Regions from separate parts of the Homo sapiens genome. Here region 1 is linked to region 2. A link is a loop called in an ENCODE intact Hi-C map of the cell type or tissue named here. Cell type or tissue: dorsolateral prefrontal cortex. All regions are shown on one strand. Links, peaks and the distances in the headings refer to the core of each region. The heading gives the core; the rest is flanking DNA.

Region 1 (2,924 bases), core at 160-2,659, 75 kb after region 2:
AAAATGAGAAAGACAAGTTTCTGGTTTCTTTTTTCATTCTCAAGTGATTAGTGAGGCAGGGTATAGAGATAGCCAAAATAAGTGTTAGTTTCAAAGCAATTTTAATTGATTATTTTGTGTTAACTCCTGTTAATTGATGATGAACTAGAACCAAAATTTACTTCCAAGAGTTCATCTAAGTGATATGAATAAAAATTAAATTCTAAGTAGGTAGTAGATTTTGTTCATTCATTCATCTGATATTTATTGAGTTCCTACAAGTGCCTAGTCCTCTTTAGGCATTGAGGAATTCAGCAGTGAGCCAAACAGACAAAAATTCTTCCATTTGTAGTTGGGTGAGACAGATAAACAAAATAAATAAGTACATAATTCTGTAGCATGTTAGAAGGTGATGAAAAATAAAATAGGGACAGAAAGTGTCAAGGGTTCAGCTCTGCATAAAGTACTGTGAGGGGTTTCACTGAGAGGTACTAAGGCATGGTGATCACTGGGAGGAGAGAGTCCTGGGCAGAAGAAAGGGAGCCTGCAATGTTCTCCAGGGAGAAAGTGCCCAAGGTTAGAGCACCTGCAGCCCTGGGGTGCCAGGCAGCAGGACTTAGACTTAGTGGGGGCAACAGGGCTCCAGACAACTAGGGCACAGTCATTGTTAGAGCTTCCATATTTACTCTGAGTATCCTCAGAGGCCTTGGGAAGTAGGGAGTGAAGTGATCAGACTTGTGTTTTTAATTATTATGCTGATACTTATGCTGAGAACACTCTGCTGGAGAACTGAAGCCAGCAGGCTAGCCATGGGGCAGAGATATACAGGTGAGAGCATGGTGGACCAGGGAGGAGAGAAGGTGGTGAGAAGTGGTTGATCCTGGCTAGATTATGAAAATGTGGGTGACAAGATTGGCTATTGGGTAGAATATGGGGTTTAAGAGATAAAAGGAGTTAAGCTTGGCTCCTGTATTTTATTAACTAAAATTCTAGGAATATACCATGATGGATTTGATGTGGGTTGTTCAATCATTGTGATCATATTTATTTTAAATTCATAACAACATGGAAGAGGAAATGCCTTCCTCAGTTATTGTGAGTATGGGCTGAGATCCCAAAATGATCTCTCCTTGCAGGCTTTGTTTCTTCTAGCTTAAAGGATATTTCTCTCTTCTTCCCCTCCCCCTAGCCCAAGATTTTCTCTTTAGACTTCCTAATCTTCATAACTGATTTTTGTCTTTTGGAAGGCACATTTTCCTTAAACAGTCATGTTAAGAATAACTAAGATATTTTACATTTTTGCAGTAATTGTTCACATTGTTAATAATCTGCATAACTTTTCCTATTATGCAGTATTAAAATATTTTCCAAAAAGCCCCAGTCTTTTACTATGCATACCTATCCAGAGTTTTCCTTGAAATAGCACAGAATATCCAAAACTGAACTTTTTTTTTTTTTTTGCATTCTCTTCCTGTCCCTATTGTTATTTTCAGAAGTTGAGCACAGTTAATGGGTTGCTCAGAATTATTGTGGATAGAGATGCAATGTTTGTGCAACTGGTAAAAATTTGAAACATAATAAATGCAGCAACTGTACACCTAGGCATTCTCACATGATCGATGTCCCAATTTTGAAATGCTAGAATTAGGCAGACAAACAAAAGTGACACAGCTTTCCTGTCACCTTTATTTTTGCCAGACTGACTCGAATGAAGATCACTATTGACTGTGGTGTTCCTGATGGGTAATTATTTCAGCACCAGCTACTGAAAAACTCATAGCTATAATTCAACATCTGTTTCCCCTTCCAAAAGGGCACAGACCCTGAAAATATTAAAACCATCATGGTGACTAAATAATCTTAGCAAGTTGGTCCAGTTTAGACTCTCCAAATATACTGGCAGAAAGATGACCAACTCCATCTGGAGTTTGCTATTATTTCTAGGAATTTCCTTGTAAGATTGAGGGTGTTGCAGTAATTTACTTGGCTTCCTCATGGCAGAATGCAGTTGAAGACAACAGTCAACTTCCATCTCCAAGGTGCAGATGGCCAGTTCTGGATAACCTTTCCTAATGGCAGACTTTATGGAAACAGACCAGTGGTACAACTAAAAACGAACTTCATGAAATTTTTATTTTCTAACTTAAAAAAACAAAACTACTTATTGAAGAGGTGGGGTTTTCACTCTGTCACCCAGACTGGAGTACAGTAGTATGATCATAGCTCACTGCAACCTTGGACTCAAGCAATCCTCCCACCTCAGCCTCCTAAGTAGCTGGGACTACAGGCACATACCACCATGCCTGGCTAATTTTTAAATTCTTTGTAGAGACGGGGGCTTGCTATGTTGCCCAAGCTAGTCCTGAACTCCTAGCCTCAAGTGATCCTCCTGCCTTGGCCTCCCAAAGGACATAAAACCATTTTTAAATACAAAAGACTGTTCCATTGTACAGTCATTCACCTAAAAGGTAGCTCATTTGGAACAACTACTAATCTCCGCTGAGTTCTAAGCCTTTTTTCAGTATCCCAGGACTTATCTGTCAATTTACTACTAAGTTCCTTCTGATCCATTTTCTTTGAAAAAAATGAAAAATATACTAGTGTCCTCCAAATTCTATAATCAAATCCACACTAGACTATGATATATAACAGAAGAACATCTAAAAACTGAATTGTTAATGAAAAACTAGTAACAAGAAAATGTAATCTCTTCTCTCTTCCTTTTTTAAAAAGTTAAATATTGTCAGGAATCCTCTTCCATTCTATTTAAAGTACTTTAAGAAATCATGTCTCTAAAAATGACAATTAAAAAATTATCAACAGGAGGGCATACCTCATGAGATATTGACAAGATGACATTTCCAAGGCCCACATTAGTGGGGGTTCTGTAGGACCATCAGTGGGAAAGTCACTGACGCCATCTCCTGCCTTTTATCTTCCCCTCC
Region 2 (2,924 bases), core at 115-2,614:
CTGAAAATAAAAATAATGATATAACAAATTTAGATATACTTGGAATAGATTGGGCCCCATCCTTGGTCACACCATCTAGGCTGTTGGCAGAGACAATTCTTGACTCTGTCTTCATTCTCAGCTCTTTGGATCAGTCTCAGCCTCGAGGGCAACTTTATTTGTCTTTCCCACTCCTTCAAAATGAGGAACCCATTTACGAGAAATGGACAAGGAAGCAGAATGTTCACAGATAAACAACCCCATCAAGGAGATGTTCTGATTCAACAGTTTCTGATAGGTAGAGTATGGTGCACATTAAGTGTAGTTCAGTTCTTGTTTCCCTTATGGGAAATTTTTCAAGAAAAATATGGAACATTAACTCATCAAAGCTATTACAAATTATTTTATCTGTATACATATGTTTCAGATGGGTCAGATTTAGGATATATTCAGTGTCACAATTTTTACATTACATGGTGTGTGTGTGTGTACTTAGTGGTATATTGAGGCCTCTTGTGTAATTGTAGATGCATTGATATCTATTTTATAGAACTGTTTAAGGGGAGGATGTATTTACAAAGTATAGTAGAAAAAATATTGAAATGGGAAGTTAGGGAATATGTACATTATTCCAACAGCCATTAATGAACAGTACTCAAGTTTGATGCATTAATTTACTCACTGACTCAATAAACCATTAAGAAGAGCCTACTACAGTCTGGGAATCCCTACTCTGAAAATCCAAAATCTGAAATCCAAAAATCCCAAACATTTTGAGCACTGACATGAATGTCACAGTAGAAAATTCTACACCTGACACCTTTGCTTTCTGATGGTATAATGTACATAAACTTTGTTTCATGTACAACATTATTTAAAATGTCATATAAACTTACCTTCAGGCTATGAGTTATGTATGAAATACAAATGAATTTTGTCTTTAGACTGGGGGGGAGTCCCATCCCAAGAAATCTCATTATGGATACGCAAGTATTCTAAAATCGCCCCCCGCCAAAATCTGAAATCCAAAACACTTCTGATCCCCTGCATTTCAAACAAGGGATGCTTGACCTGTCTACACCATGTACAAATGAGGAGTTTGTTTTTGAAGAGCTCTCAACAATTCCCTTATATGGAGTATTTTACTTTGATGTTATTTTGGAGATCTATCGATGGAGTATTTTTGTTTGTACAGAATACTATCTGGCCACAATTAAGACACTGTTCTTTGGGGGAGTAGGAGCCCCTAAGAATATGGCACTCTTAAACCAGAAAGTGGCACTCGTTTTAGTGCCAAGCACATTTGCTTCCAGATTCTTTCACGCTGAATCTTCTATGGAGGGAGTAGGAATGGCAGAGGAGTCATAAGGGGACAATTCTCAGAACTTGAAAATTTATTCAATCCTCATTCTTTGGGGATCTGGCAGTGCAAACAAAACAAAACAAATCCCCCCAATGCTTATATCCAGTTAACAAGAGACCTGACAGCCTGTAATCTCTAAGGAATCTTGACTTCTCATCATGAGTAAGCCCTGTCACTAAGCAAAAGCACATTTTATAAAGCAGGCTCATGATTTATGAGCGGTCCTGTGAAGATGCATTTAGACCTGCCAAGTTTTCTTAAATTGCCAGCAAGTCCCCCAGTTCTGGGACAGGAGGCCTATTTGCCCAGGATGCTGGGCAGCCGGGCCAACAGTGTCAGGAATGGAGAACTGGAGCCCCGTTTTGTGGCTTCCCTGAGTCCAGCTTAACGGGATCAGCAGTCTGCTCCCCCATTCACTGTATTCATCCCTTTCTGTTTTCCTGGGATTACAATCAGACTGGCAAACCTAGTTACTAATGATGTCTTCCTTTTCCAGATAATATTGGCTGGTGGCACCTAAGGTCACCACAGGGAGCAGTGTACCCATGCAAGCACAGGGTTATGACAGGTGCAGCTGGGGAGCACATTCAAAGGAAGGCACAGGCCACAGGGCCAGGGCCACAGAGGAGTCAAAATGTGAATGTGGCCACGGACTGGGGGAGGAAGACATTGGAGCTCATGTGTGAGGAAGATGTCTCAATGCAGAGTGGTTTAAGTTGTGACAAGGACATGAGAAAGTAAAAGCAATGACAAAATGTACTCCTTCAGTGAGTTAAGAAAGGCAGGATCAATCCTGCATAATAAAAAACAGGGCATGGCTTAAAGATGACATATTCAAAGAAGTCTGTTTCTACTGAGAGCACTCTGGTAAGGTAACTGAGTTATATCAGCTCTGTGCTGCTGATTAACAGTTTTAAGAAATTGTTGCACTTTCCTAGTTTAAGTTTGTCTAGAGCTTTGGGCTTGCACACAAAGACAGACAAGGCGATTTGATCTCACAATTTTGAAACATGAAGAAATCACCAACTCCAAAATGCTTACAGTCATATTTAGTACTATATGAAATGTTCCTATAATATAGTGCAAGTAAAACAAATCTACATCCCCAAATAAGTTGTGTGCCTTGAACTTACTCCCTGGGATGTAATGAATTTGCTTGAGCATGCACACCATTGCTCAAAAAATTTGGAAAGTTTTCTTTTCAAATCGTCTTCCAAAGGAATGCCATTCTTTAATTCCAAAGGAAGAAAACTCTGGTACTGCGAGAAAAGTTTGATTTTGTCAATAACTAAATAAAATCATCCAGGGCCTTGTTTGATGATTCTCTTGAGGGGTGCTGGTTTTGGTAAAAGCTAATATGTAACATAAAAGAAGAGATAGCTTCTATGCACATTTTATACACCTTCCCTGAAGTCATCACCACTGGGATCATTACTGTTGGTGAGAAAAGAAGGGCTGGGTTTACCTGGTGGTGATGTCCCACTGACACTGAAAGGTGGTGTCCACAACAAACTGAACTTAAGTAACGGAAAACCCAAGGTACTTGGAAGAAATTCCTTTCCTCAGATGGGAACATCCAAAT

What was found. Hi-C counts contacts between places; a loop is a spot of excess contacts. Peaks named below come from ENCODE experiments on the same cell type or tissue, not always from the same donor. Only the 100,000 strongest peaks of a DNase experiment are listed, where the experiment ranks them.
Region 1: a loop joins it to region 2, with 2.1 times the contacts of the local background. A loop is called at or near these places in 1 of 110 quality-filtered maps.

The regions. Positions count from the first base shown.
Region 1 is chr5:11,463,879-11,466,802 of GRCh38, forward strand. The region is part of intron 3 of CTNND2 (catenin delta 2); the gene reads right to left. Among named protein-coding and RNA genes, the nearest start is that of CTNND2, 440 kb to the right of the region's middle. RefSeq lists a silencer at 2,565-2,741. In dorsolateral prefrontal cortex, for the core only: no CTCF peak of the experiment used is centred there; no DNase peak of the experiment used is centred there.
Region 2 is chr5:11,389,035-11,391,958 of GRCh38, forward strand. All of the region lies in intron 6 of CTNND2 (catenin delta 2), which reads right to left. Among named protein-coding and RNA genes, the nearest start is that of CTNND2, 510 kb to the right of the region's middle. In dorsolateral prefrontal cortex, for the core only: no CTCF peak of the experiment used is centred there; a DNase peak (open chromatin) is centred at 1,659; H3K27ac peaks cover 2,500 bases.